Linked DNA regions of Mus musculus: regions 2 and 3 are each linked to region 1. A link is a contact called in ENCODE Hi-C or POLR2A ChIA-PET data. All regions are on one chromosome and are shown on one strand. The core of a region is the stretch at or near the end of the contact, and the rest is flanking DNA. Distances in the headings are between cores, read along the strand shown.

Evidence for each region. A loop is a pair of places that touch in the nucleus more often than their neighbours do. ChIA-PET counts read pairs that join two places held with the same protein, here RNA polymerase II (POLR2A).
Region 2: POLR2A ChIA-PET joins it to region 1 with 12 read pairs in Patski. The contact joins the promoter of Zfp974 here to the promoter of Zfp780b in region 1. POLR2A ChIA-PET finds 5 or more read pairs at or near these places in 2 of 5 experiments (Patski and embryonic stem cell).
Region 3: a loop to region 1 is called in a map of heart, with 5 times the contacts of the local background. The contact joins the promoter of Zfp850 here to the promoter of Zfp780b in region 1. A Hi-C loop is called at or near these places in 1 of 37 maps with a recorded cell type or tissue (heart). POLR2A ChIA-PET finds 5 or more read pairs at or near these places in 3 of 5 experiments (Patski and embryonic stem cell).

The regions. Positions count from the first base shown.
Region 1 is chr7:27,977,128-27,981,219 of GRCm38, reverse strand. Zfp780b (zinc finger protein 780B) reads left to right here and starts at 2,063. Exons shown (of 6, transcript NM_001081021.1): 1 at 2,063-2,130.
Region 2 is chr7:27,927,481-27,931,572 of GRCm38, reverse strand. Zfp974 (zinc finger protein 974) reads left to right here and starts at 2,115. Exons shown (of 5, transcript NM_001374027.1): 1 at 2,115-2,278. It overlaps Gm26891 (a long non-coding RNA gene), which reads right to left. Exons shown (of 2, transcript XR_881914.3): 1 at 3,484-4,092; 2 at 3,099-3,226.
Region 3 is chr7:28,011,912-28,016,003 of GRCm38, reverse strand. Zfp850 (zinc finger protein 850) reads left to right here and starts at 1,889. Exons shown (of 6, transcript NM_001254951.1): 1 at 1,889-1,988; 2 at 3,554-3,668.

The DNA.
Region 1 (4,092 bases), core at 814-3,313:
ACTGCAATATGGAAACTGTACAAACAACAGAACATAGGTTAATTTAGGGAGGTCAAGAAAGGCAAGGGTTAGCCGGGCGTGGTGGCGCATGCCTTTAATCCCAGCACTCGGGAGGCAGAGGCAGGCAGCTTTCTGAGTTGGAGGCCAGCCTGGTCTACAAAGTGAGTTCTAGGACAGCCAGGGCTATACAGAGAAACCCTGTCTTGAAAAACAAAAAACAACAAACAAACAACAACAAAAACAAACAAAAAAGAAAGGCAAGGGTTTGTAAATGTAAAATGGAGGTCAAAGAAGTTGTTTTGAAACAACATTGCCTCCAAGAATGAATAACAAAAAGACATCAGTCTATACTTGAAGAGAAACTTAACCAACAGATGTGCTCACAGAAATCATTTTTTTTGTGTGTAGAGTAAAAAATGGGCCTTGTACACAAGTATGGTCTTCGAAGGAGACTAGGGACCATTTCTGCTACATGTGTGTAAATGAAAGCAGTAATTTCAAAGCGTCTGGATTTCATTACATTTTAACTGTCTCCATTTTGATATGTTTTCTAATTCAATTATGCCCTATTGCTTTTCTGTCTGTTCTATTCATTATTGAGGTTGAAAATTATTGAGGTGATGGTGGATTTGGATGTCATTCTTTTTTTTTCTTTTCTTTCTTTCTTTCTTTTTTTTTTTTTTTTAAAGATTTATTATTATTGTATGTAACTACACTGTAGATGTCTTCAGACACACCATAAGAGGGCGTCAGATCTCATTAGGGATGGTTGTGAGCTACAATGTGGTTGCTGGGATTTGAACTCAGGACCTTCAGAAGAGCAGTCAGTGCTGTTAACCACTGAGCCATCCCTCCAGCCCTCACAATTTGATCTCCCCCCACCCCCACCCCCTGCTTCTTTTCTTATTTATTAGATATTTTCTTTATTTACATTTCAAATGCTATCCTGAAAGTTCCCTATACCCTCCCCCCTGCCCTGCTCCCCTACCCACTCACTCCCACTTCTTGGCCCTGGCGTTCCCCTGTACTGGGGCATATAAACTTTGCAAGACCAAGGGGTCTCTCTTCCCAATGACGGCCAACTAGGCCATTTTCTGGCTGTCATTCTTATTACTACCTTATTACTTACCAGGCTTTCCCCCTGCTTCGTGCCTGAAGCTGCGCTATTAGTACTTTTAGTTTATTTTAGTTTTTAGGGAGGGTTTCACTCTATACTTGTAGCTGGCTTCAGTCTCACACACATGCAGTGAGCTGTGCCTCCCCTTTGCTGGGATAAAAGGCATGTCTTACCACGCGCAGCCATGTTTATTATACTTGATGACTTGGCCTCTTTATTTACACTGGCAATGTTGTGTCCCCAGTCTGTCTCGATTATCAAATCAACCTGAGTCTTCATTACGGTCACTCGTAATCTTCTAGAGTACTGAACTTTAACATATTTTCTGTAGTTGATACTCGGTTGAGTCTGACTTGTTTTCAAATCCTCCTTGTTTTCATCCTTCAACGTGAGGTAAATTACTGTCTAACGGACACGACTCAGTTGAAACTTTCTGATGTGTTCCTCACTCACCGTTTTCTATCTAGGTAACAGGGACCCTGAACTCAGGGAGGGTCCAGAACACCTGGCTGTCTGAAATCGCTGATGTAAACTATCCACGTTTAACACCAACAATTCTTTAGTTTAGTCTTTCCAAATTTACCATAGTCCCTACCAGGTCACAGCGAGGTGGAATCCCACTCAGTGGGACTCAAGTCACTTATATCCCATTCTGATCTTACTTCCTGTTCTGCTTGTCAGTCCGCTCCAGGGAAGAGAAAAATCAGTGGCGCGCAGAAGCGGAAGTACCTTTTGAGCACCACACGGGAGCTTTTAAAGGCTGTGCCTTTTTGGAAAAACCCCTGACACCACCAGGCGCAGCTCCCAGGTGGGCTGGTCCCAGTAGCAAGCTCGGATCGCCCTGAACCTCTGAGCTCTGGGCTTCCCGGAGTTCCGCCGCAAGGACTACATTTCCCAGGGTCCACCGCACCGGAAGTAACGGATCGAATTCCGGTGTCGTGTATCGCTCCCTTGAAAAGTCAGGTTTTTCTCGTAGGTGGAAGAAATCGCTCTATGGCCTACGTCCTCACAGAGTAAGATCGGAGCCAGCATGCTGGGTGTGGGTGTGGGATGGATGTTGATATTTGTGTGAGTGTGTAGGGGCGGTGATGTGTGTGTCTGTTTCTCTGTATGTATACGCACCTTGAGCACTCTGCATCTCCTGTGTCACTATGCTTGTAGCTTTCTGCTCCTGCTTTCTCTTGCAGGCACAGGGGCTGAAGCAAGGAAAGATCAGGTGCAGAGTCTGAAGGGAAGCTTCCTTTGAGGTACATGAGTAGCTGAGGCCGGAAGTGCCTCCGAGGGGCCCCTAGGGGGATAAGATCCCTAGGTTTCCCTGAGCTGTAGCAATGCGAGTGTTGCGGGAAGGGAGGGAAAGTGCTCATTGAGGATGCTCTCAGATCTAGTTTGGGATCTCAGGCTTCCTTGGGCTCCCCACAGGCTCCCCATTTCGGCCATTATTCCAAAGGAGGGCTAGAGAAGCATGAGATCTTTATTGCTACTCAGCTAAGACTCAAGGGCGAAGTTTGTGCTTTCTCTCCGTGTGAGAAACGAGGCTTTAGGTTTAGACTATAGAATTGTCAGTAAATGAAGGAGTAACAGACAAACTGATAGCTCCAACTTTGTGGCTCTTACATTGTTCGTTCTCCTCCCAATTAGTATTCTCACTATTGTTTCAGTGATCCTTGATATCTCTCAATAATCAGACCTTTCCCCTAGACTTTATAGATAAGAATCTCCAGAGGTTAACCTTAGGAATCTCAAACTCAAACCAATTCCTATCCATGGCATCACATAGCAGATGGACTTTGATCTTTATAGACCTTCCTTTCAAAGCAGGGGGACTTCAGGGGTGCTGGTGCTGCTTGTATTTAATGCTAAATACTGGCTCCCAAGATCTGGTGTCCCCCCCCCCCCACCCTTCGCCATGAGCAGATCCTCACATACTCCAAGTGATGCTATGTGAACTTTGCTCCCCAGCTTAAAACCTGAGTTTAAATAAAACTAGCCACAGCCAGTTCCTGAGAGGAATAGAGAGAGGTAGAGTTTGAGTAACTGAGCTGTGGGTCTCAAGTAGGCACCACCAGGGGAGGAGAGAGAACAGAGGCAGAGCACAGGGGAGGAAAAGACTAGAGAACAGGAGGTCTCCAAGAGCTGGACCAACCGTTCCTGACAGAGTGATATGCCTCCCGGGGACACCAGACGGCTGGAGCAGAAGTAGCCCTGGAAGTTTGAAACAGCAAGGATTTGGGAAGTGCAGTCGAGCCAGTCGCCAGACTGTCATTTAGAGATATAGATTAGGGTCATCCCGCAGTAATTGCACAGAACCTAATAAATAAATATGGTAGTTTGAGTCTCATTCACTTAAGGTTAGATGGGATGTGTTTAATAGGTGTTCTGTACAGGGGAAAATGTAGGTGGTAGACGATTTCTGTTCACTCTTGAGAACTTTGGGAGTGGAAAAGTGATAGCACTGAATTTGGCATCTTTGAGAGCTAGTGATTTTCTGACTCTGTGTGTGTGTGTGTGTGTGTGTGTGTGTGTGTGTGTGTGTGTGTAATGGGTAATGTTGGCCAGGTCCAGATGAGCAATGCCATGGCTGATAGTGGGTGTGGATCTGTGGTATCGGGTTGGAGTCTTGGTTCTGTTCCCTCAGGCTCTCCAGGCCTGTCAGGAACCTTAGGATGCCTGTGGTGAAGCCTGTTAGTGCAGTGCCACCATATCCTAAGGGCCTGGTGTGCTTTAGTTGTTCTCTGTGAGGCCATCTTGGGTTCATTCCCCTCAGTGTTCTGCAGGACAAGGGAGTGTGAGAAACAATGCGATTGCTGGTGGATGTTTAAGAAAGCGGCTCAAAAAGAAAAGCTAGGCTTCAATCTTGGAATTTGGGAGGCAGAAGCAGGAGATCCCTGTGACTTGCGTAGCAGCTTGATCCACAGGACGAGCTCTGGGCTGGCTGGACTACATGGTGACACCCTGTCTCAAAACAACAAGAACAC
Region 2 (4,092 bases), core at 866-3,365, 50 kb after region 1:
CTATGCACACACAGAGCAGGAGACAGAGGTGAGGAGGAGGGGGAAGCTTTGCACACACAGAGCAGGAGACAGAGGTGAGGAGGAGGGGGAAGCTATGCACACACAGAGCAGGAGACAGAGGTGAGGAGGAGGGGAAGCTATGCACACACAGAGCAGGAGACAGAGGTGAGAGGAGGAGGGGGAAGCTATGCACACACAGAGCAGGAGACAGAGGTGAGGAGGAGGAGGGGAAGCTATGCACACACAGAGCAGGAGACAGAGGTGTGAGGAGGAGGGAAAGCTATGCACACACAGAGCAGGAGACAGAGGCAGAAAGAGCTGAGACTGGGGATGTGGCCTGCAGAACCCCAGGAGGAATTCAAGTGACTGCAGCTAAGGAAACGCTTGTGGTGGACATTAATCTCTAGTTACGTATTCAGCACCACACAGCTCCTGTGGAGAAAATGGAGGGCAATTATCTGATTTTACTTCCATGAAGGATAAGGGGTAGCACTAAGAAAAGAACTGTGATGGAGCAGACTGACCAGAATCACACTGTGGAGAGAAAGGAGGACGGAACACATTGGCATGACAGAAGGCTAAGCATCTTTATAAATGATCCAAAAGCCAGTGGAATAACAAAACAGGAAGCTTTGCAGAAACAGTCACCTAGATATAGCTGGGGACTCCTGGTCTAGTATTAGCCTATGGGATATCTTAAAAATAGATACAGTCTTTAAGTTTCAAAAGTGCAGTAGAAACAAGTGCTGTCACCGGAGTTTTTTGTCTTAGCCATTCTGATTGTTGTAAGGTAGAATCTCAGGTCATTTTGATTTGCATTTCCCTGATCACTAAGGACTTTGAACATTTCTTTAAGTGCTTCTCCATCATTTGGGATTCCTCTGTTGTGAATTCTCTGTTTAGCTCTATACCTTATTTTGTGGTTGGGTTGTTTGGATTTTTGAAGCTTAGCTTCTTGAGTTCTTTATATATTTTGGATATTAACCCTCTATAGGATGTGGGGTTAGTGAAGTTTTGTCCCACTCTATAGGTTGCTGATTTGTCCTGACTACGTCCTTTGCCTTACAGAAGCTTTCCAGTTTTATGAGGTCCCATTTATCAATTCTGGATCTTAGAGCCTGAGCTCTAAGACATTGTTGGTGGGATTGCCAACTGATACAACTACTCTGGAAATCAATCTCGAGGATCCTCAGAAGTTTGGAAATAGATCAACCACAAAGACCCAGCTATACCACTCTTGGAATATACCCAAAAGATGCCCCACCATACCACAAATCCACTGTGTTCATAGAGGTCTTATCTGTGAAAGCCAGAAGCTGGAAACAACCCAGATGTCCCCCAATGGAAAAATGGATACAGAAAATGTGGGTCATTTACATAATGGGATAGTATTTAGCTATTAAGAATGAGGACATCATGAGTTTTGCAGGCAAATGGGTGCAACTAGAAAATATCCTGAGTGAGGTAACTCAGACACAAAAAGAGTAAAAGGCATGTGCCACCATAATCTGAGTGTATTTTAGTTCTTAGACAGGGTTTCACTGGGTAGTCCTCGGTGGTCTCTTCTCACAGACATGCAGCTGGCTGTACCTCCCCATCGCTGGGATAAAAGCCATTGCTACCACGCCCAGCCATGTTTACTATCACTTGATGTCTTGGCCTCTTTATTATCACTGGCAATGTTCTTTGCCCCCAAATCTGCCTCCATTTTATAATCGACTTGAGTTTTCTTTTGATTATGTAAAGATGGTCACTTTGAATCTGCTAGAGTATTTATCTTTAACATATTTTCTGAAGTTAACAGATAGCTGGGTCTGACCTCTTTTCAAATCTAATGTGACAAACCTGTACTTTAGCTTTTAGACCGATTACAGTACTTTCAATGCGACTAGTTTTATTATGAGGATCGTCTAGCCTGTCTAACAGACACAGTACGGTTGTTGCATAGCATGTGGTCCTCAGTCACATTTTCTATCTAGAGCATCCCTGCCTTTTTAAGGGCGAGAAAATCAGTTCCCCGCAGAACCGGAAGTAACTTTTACTCAAAGGAGGGCGCCTCCCCTTTAAGCGCGCACCCCCGTGGGAACTCCCACAAACCACTGGGCTCCGCTCGCAGATCTGGCATCCCCGCCCCCAAGAGCCGGGCTTCACGGGGGCTTTGCTGGTGATAACTGCATTTTTTAGGGTCACCACGCCGAAACTAGCGCATAGGCTTTTGGTGTTCTGGTGCCGCTAATGCGGAAGGTCCGATCTTTGTGGTCGGCGGAAGAAATTTCAGGTTGGCTTCGGTCTCCATGGAGTAAGGCCTGAGGCAGCCGGCTGGGAGTGGGCGTGTGCGGACGGTCGTATAGGGTCGCTGTTTGTTGATGTGATAGTGTGTGTGTGTGTGTGTGTCCACACCTTGATCTCTCTGCATTATCTGGGGCTCTGTGCGCGTCGCTTTCTGCTCCAACTTTCCCTCGCGACCACAGGAACCAAAGCAGAGGACTAAGTTTCAGTAAGGAGAGGTCAGGCTAGGTACAGACTTGAGCTTGGGAGGAGCATTTGGGGCTGAAAGTGCCACCGAGGGTGACCTAGGAGGGTGGTTACTTGTTGAATTCCATGACTTTCTCAGAGCCCTAGCTGTGTGAGTGTTGAGGGAACTGAAGGAAAGTGCTCAGTGCGGATGCTGCCAGAGCATGATGGGGATCTCATCCTTGCGCAGGCTCCCCGCGAAGGCCATCAGTCAAAAGGAGGGCTTGAGAAGGATGGGATCATTATTGCTGCCCATCTAAGAGTCAAGGATGAGTGTACTCTTCTTTTCTGTTTGAGAAATGAGTTTTCAATTTTATAATATGGAATTGTCAGTAAATGCAGGTAGGTGAACGTACACATTCATACCTCCACCGCTGTGGCCCTTACGTTGTCCCTGCCCTTAGGTCCTGGTGTTCACATGACCATTTCAATTACCCTTGACTTTTTCTCCCTAAATCACTTCCTTTCCCCACATTATAGACAGTGCTCATCTTGGGTTCATTGTCTGCAGGGTATGGCAGGACAAGGGAGTGTTAGAAAGAATGCAAATACTGGTTGTATATTTAAGGAAATGACTCATAAGCTCTAGTCTGTACAGTGTACATTTTAATCTCAGCATTTTGGGAGGCAGAAGCAGGAGGATCATTGTAAATTAAGGATCAGTTTGATCCACATAGCAAGTTCCAGGAGGGGTGTGCTACAAAATGAGAACCTGTTTCAAAACAAGGAGAAAACGAAATGAAGGTAATAATGAAGAGCAGAATTTTAAAATTTGTATTGTGTTCAGTGTGATAATTTTACAGAGCACAAGGTGGTCCTCACAGAGCCCAAGGCAGGACAGTTGTGTCAGCCCTGCGGAGGTTGAGAAACTCAGTTCTAGGATCAAAAGACCTAGGACACCCAGAACAAACTTAGCATTATTTTGTTCAAAATCTCCCATAATATGGAAAGAGGGAAACATATACTCACCTCCTGTGACAGGATGTTTTACAGCTAATTATCTTCATAAAGGATCATGGCTTGAGACAACATAAGTGTTATCATAGATGAGGGAAGGTTCTCAGGAGAGTGGTCCATGGTGCACAGTCCCATTCACTAACAGTGGGCACAGAATGCTGGACGCTGCCTGAGCATCACAGCTGCAGCCCCTCCAGCCTCGCTGTGCTTCAGCCCTGAGTTTACACAGGAGGGGCCACCTGGATGCTGTGAGCCCCTGTGAGCCTTGATAGGTGGGGTTCCAGTAGGAAGATCTGAGATCTGCGCACAGTAGGAGGAGCGGCCCAGGTGCAGGGCGAGCTGGAGCTCAGGGTGGAAGATGGATCCCTTCTGCTGGCCTCTTCTGGAGGAGTTCAAGGCAGATATGTTTGTGCCCTGCACTCCCACACTGCCCCCTTGGCCGTGGGTTGTCTGGGTTAGGAGGTGATCAGCTTTGTGTAGACTCCTGTGTGCTTCCAATTTGTGTGTGGGAGGCTGTGAGCGGTGGGAGGGGAGAGAGTGAGTGGGGAGGCTTGAGAAATAAGTGTAGTCGATGACATCACAGTGACAGAAGTCAGCCTGGGAACATCAAGTCACAATGCA
Region 3 (4,092 bases), core at 640-3,139, 35 kb before region 1:
CAGAGGCAGGCAGATCTCTGTGTTCAAGTCCAGCTTGGTCTACAGAGAGAGTTCTGGGACAACCAAGGAAAAACAGAGAAATTTTGTCTCAAAAAGAACTGAACCCAACCAACTGAAACCTAAACCAGGCAACCACACACACACACACACACACACACACACACACACACACACACACACAAAACCCATGTAAGAACATGGCAGAAGTATGGAAATCCATGTTCATTGTGGAGAGGGGCGGCTCACTCACAGGATAGATGTAGAAGAGGATGGGTGTGAAGAGAGGATCCATCAGGAAGGGGATTTCTCAACACATGCCTATGGTCACCTTTAAGGAATACCTTAAAATAGATGGAGTCTTTCATTTTTAAAAGTGCAGTACAAAATATATAAGGTATTGGCTTTCCCCTTCCCCCGAAAAAAAAAAAAAAAGCATAAAAAGGGAAGCTTTAAACAGAAGCATCTCCAGGTAACGGGCATTTCTGCCAGGAGTGTGTATACAAGAACACCCTCCCTTCAAGGCCCCCTGATTCCATTAAAGTTTAATTGTCTTGATTTTTATTCTGTCTGCATTCATAGCTGATGATGCTGTCTAAATCATCTATGCCCTGTTGCTTTTCTGGATTCCTTCTATCAGTTATTGAGACTGAAAACTTTTGTATGCAATGCTGGATTTGGCTGTTTCTCCTTATTTCTCTATTGGACGTTTCCCCTCATGTTTTGAAGGTGTGGTATTACACGCATACTGTTTATTTTAGTTTTTTAGACAGGTCTTCACTAAATAGTCCTTGGTGGCCTCATCTCATAGACATTCACTGGCTGTGTCTCCTCATTGCTGGGGTCACATGCATGTGCTACCACGCCCAGCCAAGGATATTTTCACTTGATGACTTGCTGTCTCTGTTATTGCTGTTAGTACTGGCGATGCTCTTTGCCCCCAGAACTGCCTCCATTTTAAAGTTGACTTAAGTCTTTTTTTTTTTTAATACTATTGTGAGGATGGTCACTTTGAATCGGCTAGAATATTTAACACATTTTCTGTAGTTAACACTTATCTGCAAATTAATGTGGCACCTATACTTTAGCATTTACATAATTTACAGTACATTTAATGCAATTAGTTTTATTACTAGGATTGTTTAGCCTTTTCACAATTTCTTTCTATCATGTTTGGAAAAAGTTCTTTGTATAACATGAGAAAAAACAAAAGTGGTTTCGAAAGTTCCATAGTGTCAAGTTACAATAAATGTGTCTATCCTATAAAAAAGAGGCCTATGTTTTGGGTTTGTGTTTTGTTTGTTTTTTAGTTTTTTGTTTTTTAGGACACTTAACGCGTGCTAGTCATTCATCCTCCAACAGGAGGTAAATGACTGCCTATTGAACACAGTTCTGGTGATACATACAGATGTAGTCGTCACTCAATTTTTTCTATCTAGTCAACAGGGACACCGAACCCTGGAAGGGTCCAGAATATCTGGCTCTTTGAAATCGTTAATATAAACTACCCAACTTTAGAAACCAACCAATTCTTTAGTTCGGTCTTTTCAAATTTACCATAGTCCCTAGCAGAGCACAGCGTAGTGGAATCCCACTGAGTGGGACTCAGGCAAAGCGTCCGTCCCGATCTGATCTACTTCCTATTCTAAATTTTAAAATTTCCGCTCGTCCGTCCACGCCACAGGAGGGAAAATCAGGTAGACACAGAACACCAAACTCCGTTTTGATCCCAGGAGGCAGCCTCCCCTCGAAGCATGGGGAGCCCCCTGCCCCCCCACCGTGGGAACTCCCACAAGCCACTGGGCCCAGTTCCCGGATGGGCCGGGCTAAGTTGCATGCTGGGACCTTTCGGAAACGCCGGGCTTCTTGAAGGCTCCACATAGCTCCGGACGCCGCCAAGGGTCTTTGGCATCCCGGTGCCACCAACACGGAAGGTCTGATCTTTCTGGTCCAAAGAAATTGCTGGTTGGCTTCGGTCTCCACAGAGTAAGGTGGGCTGGGTATCGGTGTGGGCGCTGGTGTAGGGTGAATGGAGATGTTGACGCGTACGGGCGTGTGTGAGCGTGTGTGAGCGTGTGTTTGTGTGGGTGGGTGGGCGCGCGCTCGCGCGCGTCTCTCTGTGTATACACACCTTGAGCTCTCTGCTCATCTGTGTCACTGTGCTTATCATTTTCTTTCAAGGCCACAGGGGTTGGAGCAGAGGGCTAAGCATCACTAAGGAGAAGTCAGGTGCGGAGTCTGAAGGGAAGCTTTCCCTGAGGTACACACGAGCTTGGGAGGTGCTTTTAAGGCCGGAAGTGCCTCCGAGGGTCGCTTAGGAGGGCTGCTCTGGGTTGAATACCCGAAGTTTCTCAGAGCTGTAGCCATGAGAGTGTTGAGGGACGTGAAGGAAAATGCTCGGTGAGGATGCTCTCGGATATAGTCTGAGATCTCGTGGAATTATCAGTAAATGAAGGAGGAACGTGAAAATTGATACCTTCACCTCTGGGGCCCATAACGTTGTCCCTTCCCTTTCCACTTCACCTTATCATTTCAATGAACCCCGCCTTTTCTTCTCTACAATCACCCTTTTCCTAAGATGTTCTAGGTAGAAACCTCCAGAGGTTATCGTTAGGTCTCTCAAACTCTGATTTTATAAATCGATTTCTATTTGGATGGCATCGCATATCAGATGCGATCCTTTGATCCTTACAGGCCTTGTTTTCAAAGCAGGCCAGGAATGTCGGGGATAGATGATGTGTTCACTGTGAGGATTATGGCAGTGGGAAAGTGATAGCACTGAATTTGGCATCTTTGAAAGCTAGTGATTTTCTGAGTGTGTGTGTGTGTGTGTGTGTGTGTGTGTGTGTGTGTGTGTAATGGGTAACGTTGGCCAGATCCAGATGAGCAATGCCATGATTGATCGTGGAGTGTGGATCTGTGGTATCGGGTTGGAATCTTGGTTCTGTCCCCTCAGGCTCTCCAGGCCTGTCAGGAACCGTAGGATGCCTGTGGTGAAGCCTGTTAGTGCAGTGCCGCCATATCCTAAGGGCCTGGTGTGCTTTAGTTGTTCTCTGTGAGGCCATCTTGGGTTCATTCCACTCAGTGTTCAGCAGGACAAGGGAGTGTGAGAAACAATGCGATTGCTGGTGGATGTTTAAGAAAGTGACTTAAAAAGAAAAGCTAGGCTTCGTGGTATACATTTAATCTCAGAGGCAGAAGCAGGAGGATCACTGTGAGTTCAGGGTCAGCTTGGTCCACATAGCAAGGTCTAGGCTAGCTGGGCCACACAGTGAGATGCTGTTTTAAAAACAAGGACAGGAAAATGAATGTGCTAATGCAGAACATATTTTTTTAAAACTTTTCAGATAAAAATGTTCATATTGTGCATAGCATAATATTTTGAAGTTTTTCTATACTTTGGGATGACTAAATCGGTCACACTTTTGTAGAGAATATGCTAGCGTCTACTCAAACCCATTAATTGTCACCGTTTTTACATGATATATCAGGTGAACTTTTGTTATGTAGGTGAGATTTTGTGATGTTTAATCAACATCTTCTGAACTCACTTAAGGACCTACGCCTCCCACTGTCAACCATGATGCTGCACATCCGGCCTCAGCCACTCAAACCCCAGTACCCAGCATCCTACTTGGTTCTATGAGAAAACAGCTTCAGATTCTACACAAGTAAGATTGTGGGTGTTTTGTCTCAAGATTAATTATTTCAATTTTAAATTATGTGTGTGCGGTTATGTGTACATGAGCACAGCTCAGAGACCAGAGGTATAGGATCTACTGGTGCGCATACAGATGGAAAATACTCAGAAATATAAAATAAATAATTTTTTTTAAAAAAAGTTTTCATTCATGTAGAGAAAGAACGCATTGTGGAGGGAGTGTAAATTAATGCTGTCATTGTAGAAAACAATATGGCGGATTCTCAATTACAACTAGAACTGGTATGTGATACAGCAATCCCACTACAGAGTAGTCACACAACAGAAATAAAACCGGTACCCTCCGGAGACATTTACACTCCTGCTTTCAATTCAGCATCATTTATGCAGCTGTGATATGCAGCCCCACCAAGAAATGAGCAGACACATCTGGA